2 separate regions of the Homo sapiens genome follow, and region 2 is linked to region 1. The links are chromatin loops, found by intact Hi-C in ENCODE. Cell type or tissue: MCF 10A. All regions are shown on one strand. Links, peaks and the distances in the headings refer to the core of each region. The heading gives the core; the rest is flanking DNA. Region 1 has its middle 220 kb from the start of LINC02485. Region 2 has its middle 170 kb from the start of PABPC4L.

Evidence for each region. Hi-C counts contacts between places; a loop is a spot of excess contacts. Peaks named below come from ENCODE experiments on the same cell type or tissue, not always from the same donor. Only the 100,000 strongest peaks of a DNase experiment are listed, where the experiment ranks them.
Region 2: it touches region 1 in a loop (5-fold over the local background); 2 of 110 quality-filtered maps call a loop at or near these places.

The regions. Positions count from the first base shown.
Region 1 is chr4:134,904,105-134,909,499 of GRCh38, reverse strand. No RefSeq gene overlaps it. Among named protein-coding and RNA genes, the nearest start is that of LINC02485, 220 kb to the left of the region's middle. In MCF 10A, for the core only: CTCF peaks have their summits at 2,672 and 2,871; no DNase peak of the experiment used is centred there.
Region 2 is chr4:134,025,302-134,030,696 of GRCh38, reverse strand. It overlaps a transcript of PABPC4L not described here. Among named protein-coding and RNA genes, the nearest start is that of PABPC4L, 170 kb to the left of the region's middle. In MCF 10A, for the core only: no CTCF peak of the experiment used is centred there; a DNase peak (open chromatin) is centred at 2,566.

The sequences.
Region 1 (5,395 bases), core at 93-5,092:
AATTGGTGACTGTTATGATCTAAGAACTCCTCTTTGTTCTTTAATTTCCATGCTAATTGACAGATATAGAGAGTTGGATTAAGCATTTTTTAAAACATTACTTCAAATGCTAAAAGAAAGAATTTTAGGAGATATGATAACATTTTTTAAACTGACTGGAAAACATCAGTTACCTTTTCCTGGAGCATTTAATACTAATTTCATTTTTGTATTTAAAAATAGTTTATTAATGTATTATAAATCTATCTTTCATCCATTTTTAATGTTAATTTTTTATCATTATGTTTATATATTTTTCCTTTTAGCTTTGATGGTAATGTTTTAAATCTATAGTTCACAAATTAATGAATCATTAATATGAAACTAATAAATCTGTTAAAAAGACCTTCAGCAAGATGTATGTGCTTCACCTTAGATAAAACTAGTAACTTTAAAGTGTATATAAGTAACAGATATTTAAAGATAGTTTACTTATATGAAGCAGACATTCTCTTGCTTGTAAGATGCATGTTGTACTAAAGAGAGCAGGGCTAATGTCGATAAGTTGGGTGGTGGAGCTATCTAGACTACTATCAAATTGTATAACATTAACAAAACCACTTTATCTCTGAATAACAGTTTCCTAATGAAGGTGTATATAATCAGTTGCTTGGTGACCAGATTAATTGAAAATTTGTTAGAAAGTTTTAAAAAAATAAATTGAGAGCAAGAAGTTTTCCTCACATATCTTCTCCTTGAACAGGGAGTTATATTTTAAGTATTCCTCTCCTCCATTGAAGTGGAATGGAATTGTCCTAAGCTGTAGATTAAAAAATGCCTTAGTAGAGAAGTATTCTTTCTCTATTAAAACAGCATGAATTAGTACACATTACCATGCCAAAGGTGGCTATTGAGTCCTAAAAGAATTGACAATCTTTGCAGATATAGGCAGAAAAATTACAATTGCAATCATATCTCAGGCTGCTTTGTGTCCATCTCTACTTTTTTTTTGCTGGACAGATTGCGGATGGAGAGGAGAGACGATCAAGGCACTAACTTGTAGTCAATGCAAGTCATGCTTGTTTTTTCTGTTGTTTCATTTTAAGATTTTACCTTTTTATAATAGAGAACAAATTGGGAACCAATTGAAGCCTGGAGGATTTTGCAAAAAGTTAATGACGTTTTCTGGTTTTGCTTCTTTCTCATCAGATCTCTCACCCTCCTTAAATCATGTATGACCGGAAAAGCAGACATTTAGTGTCATTTGGGTTAAATTTAAGGTACCTGTGCCATACTAGGCACTGTCTGCTCAAGGGGAGAGATGGAGGCCAGGGATAGTTTTCAGTGTGTAAAGTGGAACTTAGTCAAGTTTCTGTGAATAATTGGAGAGGTAGGAATCATTGCTTCAGGTGAACAGATGCAGGTGCTTGCCTTGACAATTGGACTTTTGTCGTTTTTGGCATGCATCATTCTCGGCTAATAACACATTGGCACCTTCAGACTAATCCTGGGCAGTAAAATATGTCATAATGTGTTTTCTTATTTTACACAGACTGAGGATTTTACACTTGGGTAACACAACCACCTGAATGGGTGCATTTGCCAACACTGTGAACTCCAGACACATTTTGTTGAAACAAGTGGTATAAAGCCATGATCTGTGTGGAAATAAGATGGATAAATTATGGCGCAGAATCTCCCTGTAAAATTAAAAAGCACAAAAGACTCCGGTGTTCATTTTTATCTTAGACTAGTTTAAAAGTGGGTATTTTTCACGTTCCGGTTCAAATATAATAGGGACTTAATGAAAGTAAAATGATGACTTATACTTTTTTGAGTACAAAAAAATTACAAAATGTTAACCATGTTTATATTATGAAATATGTTTTATATGAATTTATAACTGTAATATTCAACTATTGAGCCATATTAGAACTATTTTCATCTGCACTCAAACAGTTATGGAAATTAGTCATGGAAGCACCTAGCAACTTTGTCAAAGGGCTAATTGGCACTCTTCTATGGAGATCTACTAGGACCCATATTGTTTCCATTCTCCTTCAGAGAAATAGCAAGTCTTTTAATTAAGAAAGATATGTGATATTCAGATTCTAGTAATTCCCCAACCTATGTGTCTGTAACATTCAGTGTAGATAAAACAAGACTGTGAAATTCTAGCTATCTAGATTAAGTCATGCATTTCTGTGCAAGTTTGAATAATTGATGATTTGAATCTAAACATGTGCAACATAAAAATGGCCTGAACACAGACACAATGTTGAAAATATAATTTCAAAGTCTCCTCATTTTTGAAATATGTAACATTATAACATACAGATATGCATGTGCATATCGTTTTATATGTAATATATGGCATTTTAATATAATTTCATATTTTAGATGTCATGTTATATATATGTATGTAAATATTTGTATGTTTATGACTAAAGGGAATACCATGAAAAATGTAAATAAATATCATCTTTGGGTATTGAGATTATTAGTTTTTTTTTCCTTTTCACAAGATGAACTATTTAAAATAATTAACTGAACTTCCAAAACACCAATAAAGACAACGCAGAACAACATGCACCAAAATATACTTGAAAGTAACAAATCCTATGGGCACAATTTTTGAAATTACAAAACCAAGGTCTCAGGATCAGCACTAAACAGGGCAGAGTTATTCTCTTAGATATGATTTGATCAGCATCTTATAGTGGTAATTTATGTTTAGTATTTATTTATGTTTTTCTGCCTTTTCTTATTCTATGTCTGTTTCTCTCTGTAATTATTAAAAATAAAGGAAGTTTAAAGTTTTTAGGACATATACGCCTTGACCCAACCATACTCTTTTCAAAAATGTTTAATAGGACAGTCTCAGTCAGGTGAGGGCAGCAAAGAGCAGAGAAAAAAGAAAGCCATTTCTCTATCCCTTGGGCAGAGTAGCTAGGGAACTGTTTGAAGCAGGACAAGCTTTGAGAGGAGTGAGGAGCAGAGACCAGGTGTAGGTGTGGCAATGACCCATGCAAGGGGCTTTAATCTCATAAGGATTTTGCACTTCATAGTTTTAGAAATAATAAGGTGGCAGCAACATGCATATTGAGTAAGCATGAAAGTTACTGCACGTGGTTTTCAAGCATCAGAAACCAAAGTCAGGAAAGCAAGATAATTTTAACAAGTCATTCAGACATTGGATGGATCTGCAAGTGCTAGTTTATTTTATCAGTGGTCCTTCAATGTCAGTCTATACTTGTAGATAGATATGTCTAGCCATAGCAAAGCCCTATACAATCCAAGAAAAGGAAAATGAGCATTAAATAGTACCCCATCATTTCAGCTTTTAATGCTGTGCCCCACTTACAGACTCACAGTTTGCCTTCGAGAGTTTCAGAAAAAATAAGAATTGTGTTCAGAAGGGAGGGGGCAACGTAACATTCCTCTATTGAAAACATTATAGTCCTTTTTTAGGGCATGCATTAAAAATGTATCAGTGACCATGACGTTAATAATGATAAGCAAAAAGAAAAAACTCTAAAAATTATTAGCAAAGGAGGCATCCTTAGAGGGACAAACATTTTATAGGCTGCAACTTAAAATTTAAGTGGACTCTCCAGAGGGTAAGGTTTGTTCTCTCTTAATGTAGCAGCATATTTTGTGAGAGAAGAGTATCCTTTAAAGAGCATAGTGGCCATTCTTCTGACTCCCCCAGAATACATATGAAAACATGTACCTAACTTACCTCAAAAAAAATCTGTTATTTTTCTGTTACTATAGTACACCATCGCTTTTGCAAATTACAAGCAGAGTACGTTATAGTTAATAATGACAGTGTATTTTATACCCCACCACCTTCAAAAAAAATCTGATACCTTTCTGTTACTATAGTTCACCATCCCTTTTGCAAACTACAAGCAGAGTAAGTTATAGTTAATAATGAAAGTGTATTTTATACCCAAGGTTACACTAGAGGAGAAAAATATGTTAATTTTTTTAAAAAAACCCACTTACATTCTGAGTTAAGTATTCCAAAAAGAATAACATGCATATTTAAGAAGTGATAAAGCATTGCAGATTATGTCTAAAATATCCATCAAACTTTAGTTTTAATCTTATTTTCATATATTATATGTTAACAGTGCAATTTTTTTTTGTAATAAATCAGCAGGCTCCACTTTTTATGTTTTCTGACAGATTTCAAGCCCCATCCCTCCTTCTTTCCCTCTTGCTCCATTCCTGGGCTAGTCAATAAGAAAGCCCAGGTGCTCCCTCATTTGGCATAGGTGGGAAGTACAAATCATGGAAATCGTGTAAGCTCCCATCTCTATCCAAAATCACCATAAAATCTCACTTACTCTCACTTTGTCTCCCAAGCCATGTTTGAACCTGCTTGGGAGCTTTCTCTGCTTTCCACAGATAGCACCATTACATGAATAAAAGTCATCTTCATATCCTCTTGGTGCTGTGTGTCATCATCTGTCTTGACATCCAAATCAAATTTGGGTTGATGGGCTTATCCTTCTTCCATGGCATGATGGTTAATTTTTATAAATCAACTTGACTGGGTTAAGGGATGCCCAGATAGCTGACAGTTTTTTTTCTGGATCTTTCTGTCAAGGTGTTTCTATAGGAGATTAGCAATTGAATCAGTAGATCAAGTAAAAAAGATCCCTCACTATTGTGGGTGGGCTTTATCCCATCCTTTGAGGGCTCAAACACAAAAAAGAAAAAAAAAAGACAGACGAATGACCAATTTACTACTCTCTCTGTTTGAGCTGAGACATCCATTTTTCTTGGCTCTCAACCATAGGTGCCCTTGGTTCTTGGGCATTTGGAATGAAACCAGGATTCACAACCCAAGCCCCTAATCCTCAGGTCTTCCAGCTACATCACTGGCTTTTCTGGTTCTTCAGTTGTGCTCATGGCACATCATGACACTTCTTGGCTTCCATAACCATGTGAGCCATTTTCCATTAAAAACCTCCTTAAATATATCTCTCTATCTACCAGCTATCATCTATCTATCTAACTATCTATCCATCTATCTATCGTCTCCTATTGGTTCTTTTTCTCTGGATATCCCTAATACACTTAGTGTGACTGCAGTATATTCTTTTCAGTGGACATGTTTGTTTCATTTAATGCTGTTTAGATTTTCCTAAGATATTTTAATAATACTTTGCAAGCATCATTATTTTAAGATATGATTTTTAAGAAGAAATTTGGAATTATTAGCTAATTGCCTTCTCTTAGCTTTTGAGATTATTTGCTCTTGCTTCTCTAGTTCTTTTATTTGTGATGTTAAAGTGTCAATTTTAGATCTTTCCTGCTTTCTCCTGTGGGCATTTAGTGCTATAAATTTCCCTCTACACACTGCTTTAAATGTGTCCCAGAGATTCTGGTACGTTGTATCTTT
Region 2 (5,395 bases), core at 330-5,329, 880 kb after region 1:
AAAGATATTTCAATGTTCATTCATTACCACAGATTTGTCCAGCAAAATGTCAAGAATTATTAGAAAACTGTAGAATTAAAACAGTGATGTATTGTTTAAAGAATAAATACACAGAGTAGAACAACAGGAAATACTGATCTGTGCATATGTCAAAAACATAAATATTAGACCTGGTTTTTATAGCTCATTGCAGAAGAGGTGGATTGATATGTGATTTCTTCTGTAAGACAGTGTATCTATGTAGAGAAAAATTAAAATGGGTCACAAACTGACAAAATAAAGCCAAATCAATTCAAGACGAATTAAGGAATTAAGTGCCAAAATTAAAACTTTGAAGCTTTTAGAAAAAAATAAGTATTTTTGTCAAAGCCATTCAACAAGTCTCTAGGAAGTTCCAAACTTTCCCACATTTTTCTATCTTTTTCTGAGGCCTCCTAACTGTTCCAGCCTCTGCCTGTTACCCAGTTCCAAAGTCGCTCCCACATTTTCGGGTATCTTTACAGCAGCACCCCACCCAGTACCAATTTATTGTATTAATCCTTTCTCGTGCTGCCTTAAGGCCATATCCAAGACTGGGGAATTTATAAGGAAAGGAAGTTTAATCCACTCTCAGTTTCACAGGGTTGGGGAGGCCTCAGAAAACTTAAAATCATGGCAGAAGGGGAAGCTAACACATCTTTCTTCACATGGTGGCAGCAAGGGAAAGAGTTGAGCCAAAGGGGAAAAATCTCCTTATAAAACCATCAGATCTCATGAGAACTCACTCACCAACATGAGAACAGCAGCATGGGGTCAACTGTCCCCATGATTCAATTACCTTTCACCCGGTCTCTCCCACAATATGTGGGGATTATTGGAACTACAATTCAAGATGAAATTTGAGTGGGAACACAGCCATATCACCTCCTTTTTATTTGTATTTCAAAATTAAAAAAAATACATTTCATATATATGTTATATATATAAATGTCCAGAATTAAAATATAAATCATAAGTAACAATTAAAATTCTAAATTAAGCTAAAGAAAATAATTTAATAATCTAACTAATTTAAACTAAGATGAAATAACTGAAAATAATGAATTTTATATTATTAAATATTTTTAAAAGTTTACCCTATTCTGTATATCTAGCTAAGCAAACAGCAATGTTTACTAATCAAACCTATTATTACTTCTTGCCACTTTTAAAAATTATTTTTTTCTGTTTGTATAATTTTCATATATCCTGCTAGAATATAACATTTTTTCATGGCAGGAAATATGTCCTACTTAGCTCACCCTAAATTTCACAAAACCAGGCTTAGGGGTTTCCAGTAGTTGGTGTGAACAGATAATGCCATTGTTTGATGCTCACCCCTCCCAAGCACAAAGGTCACCTTGGCCCCTCCTTTGCATCTTCCCAGACCTTCTTGGAACCATAATGTGAGAAGAAAGAATTCAGGCCTAGTACAGTAAAGGTCGTCCTCCCGGATCCTGCTGGAACATGGTAGCAGATGGCCACTTTGATTTCTCATTATCTATAGCATGCTGGTTGTTAAATATATTGAAAACAATCCCTTAAAAGAAGTGTTGCTCATACATTTGCTGTTTAATTATTATATCTGAATATACTTATAAAAATATGTTATACAAAGAACATAAGCCAACAAAGCTATTACTACATAAAAAGCCTTCCAAAGTATCCTTCTTTTAAAAATACTGTTACTTGGTAATAGAAAAAATTTCAACTTTAAAAGTCAAAATACACACTATGTTTCAACAGGCTTCACTGGTTTTGGAAAAAGTATGATATGCTTGAAATAGTGACAAAAATAATTTTTTCTTTAAACTAGAACTTGAGGATCTGACCTTATCACTGTAATTTACAAGCTGTTTTAAATGAGATAATTCACCAAATGTACATGGTCTGCACAGGAGTGCTAATGAGAGTTTGCATAAATATTATTATTATTACTTCCTTAGTGAGAAATCAGTTTGCTAATTTTTTATCTTGCTCATTCTCATGCTAACATTGTTCTGCTTTGGTGAGTTTACAGTTTATCATGGGAGGAAGCACACTTCTAAATGATTGCACAAATGTGTGCACATTCAACTGTGACAAGCAATCTGAAGAAAAGGTACATAGTGCACTAAAGGCCTATTAACAGTGAAGTTGACCTAGTCAAGAAGTCAGCTAGGATTCCCATGAAAAAGTGAAGCTTAGCAAGACATATAGGTTACTGGGAAAAGCTGACAAAAATATCAAAAAAAAAAAAAGGAAAAGAAATTCAGGAAGCCCATGGACTTTTGGAGAGAGCAGAGCACATAGAAAATGAAGAGCTGAGGAGGCTTAGCATGAGGAGAGGATGAAACGCTGGCAGTGCACAGATGTTACAGCACTTCTTAAGCTATGATAAGGTCGATCTTTTTGCCTGTATTTGGTCTCCATCAACCAAAAGTGTAAAGATTTCATTAAGAAAGAATTTAAAGTTGTTCTGAAACTATAATGTGAGTCAGAATCACCTGGTAGGCTTGTTAAACAACAAACAGTGGAGTCCTATCTCTAGAGTTTCTGATTCAGAGTTTCTGGGCTGGAGTCCAAGAATTTGCATTTCTAACAAGTTCCCAATGATGCTGATGCTGCTGGTCTGGTGACAGCACTTTGAGAAACACCCATCTACACCAACCTAACTACAGAAATTAGTGTCCCAGCTATCTAATGCTGCCTAACAAATCTCTCAAAAACTTAGTAACTTAGAACAATTTATTATGATATCTCATGTCTCCGTGGGTTGGCTTAGCTTGTGTAAATTGTTCTCACTTTAGGTGTCTCAGACAGCAGCCATCATTTGGCAAATGGACCTAGAGTTACCTGAAGATTCAACTGAAGAGGACATTCAATGTGGCTTTCTAAAGATTGTAAATTGACAATTTGTAATTGTATAAACTTATGGAGTACAATGTGATGTTGTAATTTATGATCCAATGTGAAATAATTAAATCAAACTATTAACATATCCATCATCTCAAATATTTGAGTATAGTCACCATAGAAAACAATATGCAGATTTCTCAAAAAATAAAAAATACAATTACTATATGATCCAGCAATATTATTTCTGGGTATTTACCCAAAAGATTGGAAATCAGTTTGTCGAAGAGATTTCTGCTGTCTCATATTTATTGTAGCACTATTAACAGTAGCGAAGATATGAAATTAGCCTAATGTCCAACAAAAAATGAATAGATAAAGCAAATGTAGTATATATACACAATGGAATACTGATCATCCTTAAAAACAACGTGGCTTCTTTACTTATATGTCTGACACCTGGTTTGGAATAGCTGGGTTGGCTGGAATTTCAAGACTCTCTCTCTGTCTCTCTCCCTGTGACCACTCCCAGTGACTGGTTTGGCCCATCCTGCCATCCTGCCATCCTGCCATCACAGGATTGCAATCTCAGGTTAATTAGACTTCTTACATGTCAGCTGGCTTTTCCACAAAAAAAGAGCATTCCAAAGATCCAGGCAGAAGCTGCATGGGTGCTTATAATCTACTCAGAGAAGTAATGCAGTATTGTTTCTGCAACATTCTATTTGTCAAAGGCTAATCATCAAATAAATAAGTACATAAATAATTTAAAACAAACAAAAGCACAAGTAACAGGGTATATTAGTTTTCTAGTGCGATTGTAACAAAGTACCACAAACTTAGTGGCTTAGAAAACGTAAATTTTTTTTTTCCCTCTGCAGGCTGGGAATTCTAGATCAAGGTATGAAGACAGCCAGTTCCTAGATTCAGAGCCATGAGGAAGAATCCATTCTGTGACTTTTCCCTAGCTTCTGATGTTTGTCTGGCAATCTTTGGCATTCTTTGGCTCGTAGACCTCTGTTTTCATCTTCTCAAGAAAATTTCCCTGTATGTTTGTCTAGGTCTAATTTTTCCTTTTTATAGAACACCAGTAAGATTGGACTGGAGCTCACGCTAATGACCTCACTTTAACTTCATTATCTCTATAAAGACCCTATCTCCAAATAAAGATACATTCTGAGATGTTTGGGGTTACGACGTCAATATATGAATTTTGGGGGGGGACACAATTCAACCCATAACATAGGGCTACCCCTAATTCAGAGAGGGAATACACAAGGATATGGCAGTTTTAGTTCATTTGTTGAATCAGACTTGCATATTAACTACTACATTTTTATATTTTGAAATAATTCTAGGTGACAGGGATGTATAAGCAGAAATTGCAAAAATTCCTGGCCAATATGGTGAAACCCCATCTCTACTAAAAAAAATACAAAAATTAGCTGGATGTGGTGGTGTGCACCTGTAGTCCCAGCTACTCGGGAGGCTGAGGGAGGAGAATCACTTGAACCCAGGAGGCGGATGTTGCAGCGAGCCGAGATTGTGCCACTGCACTCCAGCCTGGTGATAAAGCCAGAGTTTGTCTAAAAAAAAAAAAAATCGCAAAAATTATTTGAATATATACATTAAATATTTCAGCTATTCTTGTATTAACTTCACTCACTCACCCTTTTTTAAATAAGAGACTAGTATTTACTGATCATTTACAAGTGCCAATTATAAACTCAAACACCAGGGTGACAGACAATCAAAACAAAAGATCTGTTCTTTCTACATTAAAAGGGGAAAAATAAAAGCTTTAATCTTTTAAAATATTGCCATTGGCATTATAAGCTGTTAAACATGGAAATAAAATAGTGGAAAAATGTATTACTTTTAATTGTATACAACTGTGGTTTAAAATATCTCCCTTCCTTGGTTCTGAAATACCATGCCCTACCTTAATTTTCCTTCAAATGCTGGTAAAAAAATTATGTTAGAATGAAAAATAAATTACTAAAAATATTTTCTCTTATCATTGACAAAACTTCAGTCTTATAGTTAGCATAATGTAATAATATTTAGAAACAGATTACTACATTAAATTTGTATTCCTAATCAGTTAAAATTATTTAAAAAGAGATTTCCCACTGAAAATTCAGAAAATTTACCTATATATAAAATGTTTTAAAACATTTATTTAGTTGTGGGGTGCATGATAAAATGAGAATTTAATACTTTCCTTAAGAAAATAAATATGTGAAATATAATCCTTGTATGCATATTACTGAAAATAATTTTGCTCATGCTCTTATTTACAGTCATAGATTCAATTCAGTTCAATGTATTAGATAAACTATTCACTGGCACTTATACACAGCTCCTGGTTTAAGAGCTGGTGCTCTAGCAATGAGCAAAAATAGGTATATTCTACCCTTCTTGGAGTAAATTTTCCAATAGAAGAAGAAATATTCAAAAGCTAGTGTAGGCCTGTCATAGTGGCTCACACTTGTAACCCCAGCACAGCACTCTTTTTTTTTTTTTTTTTTTTTTTTTGAGA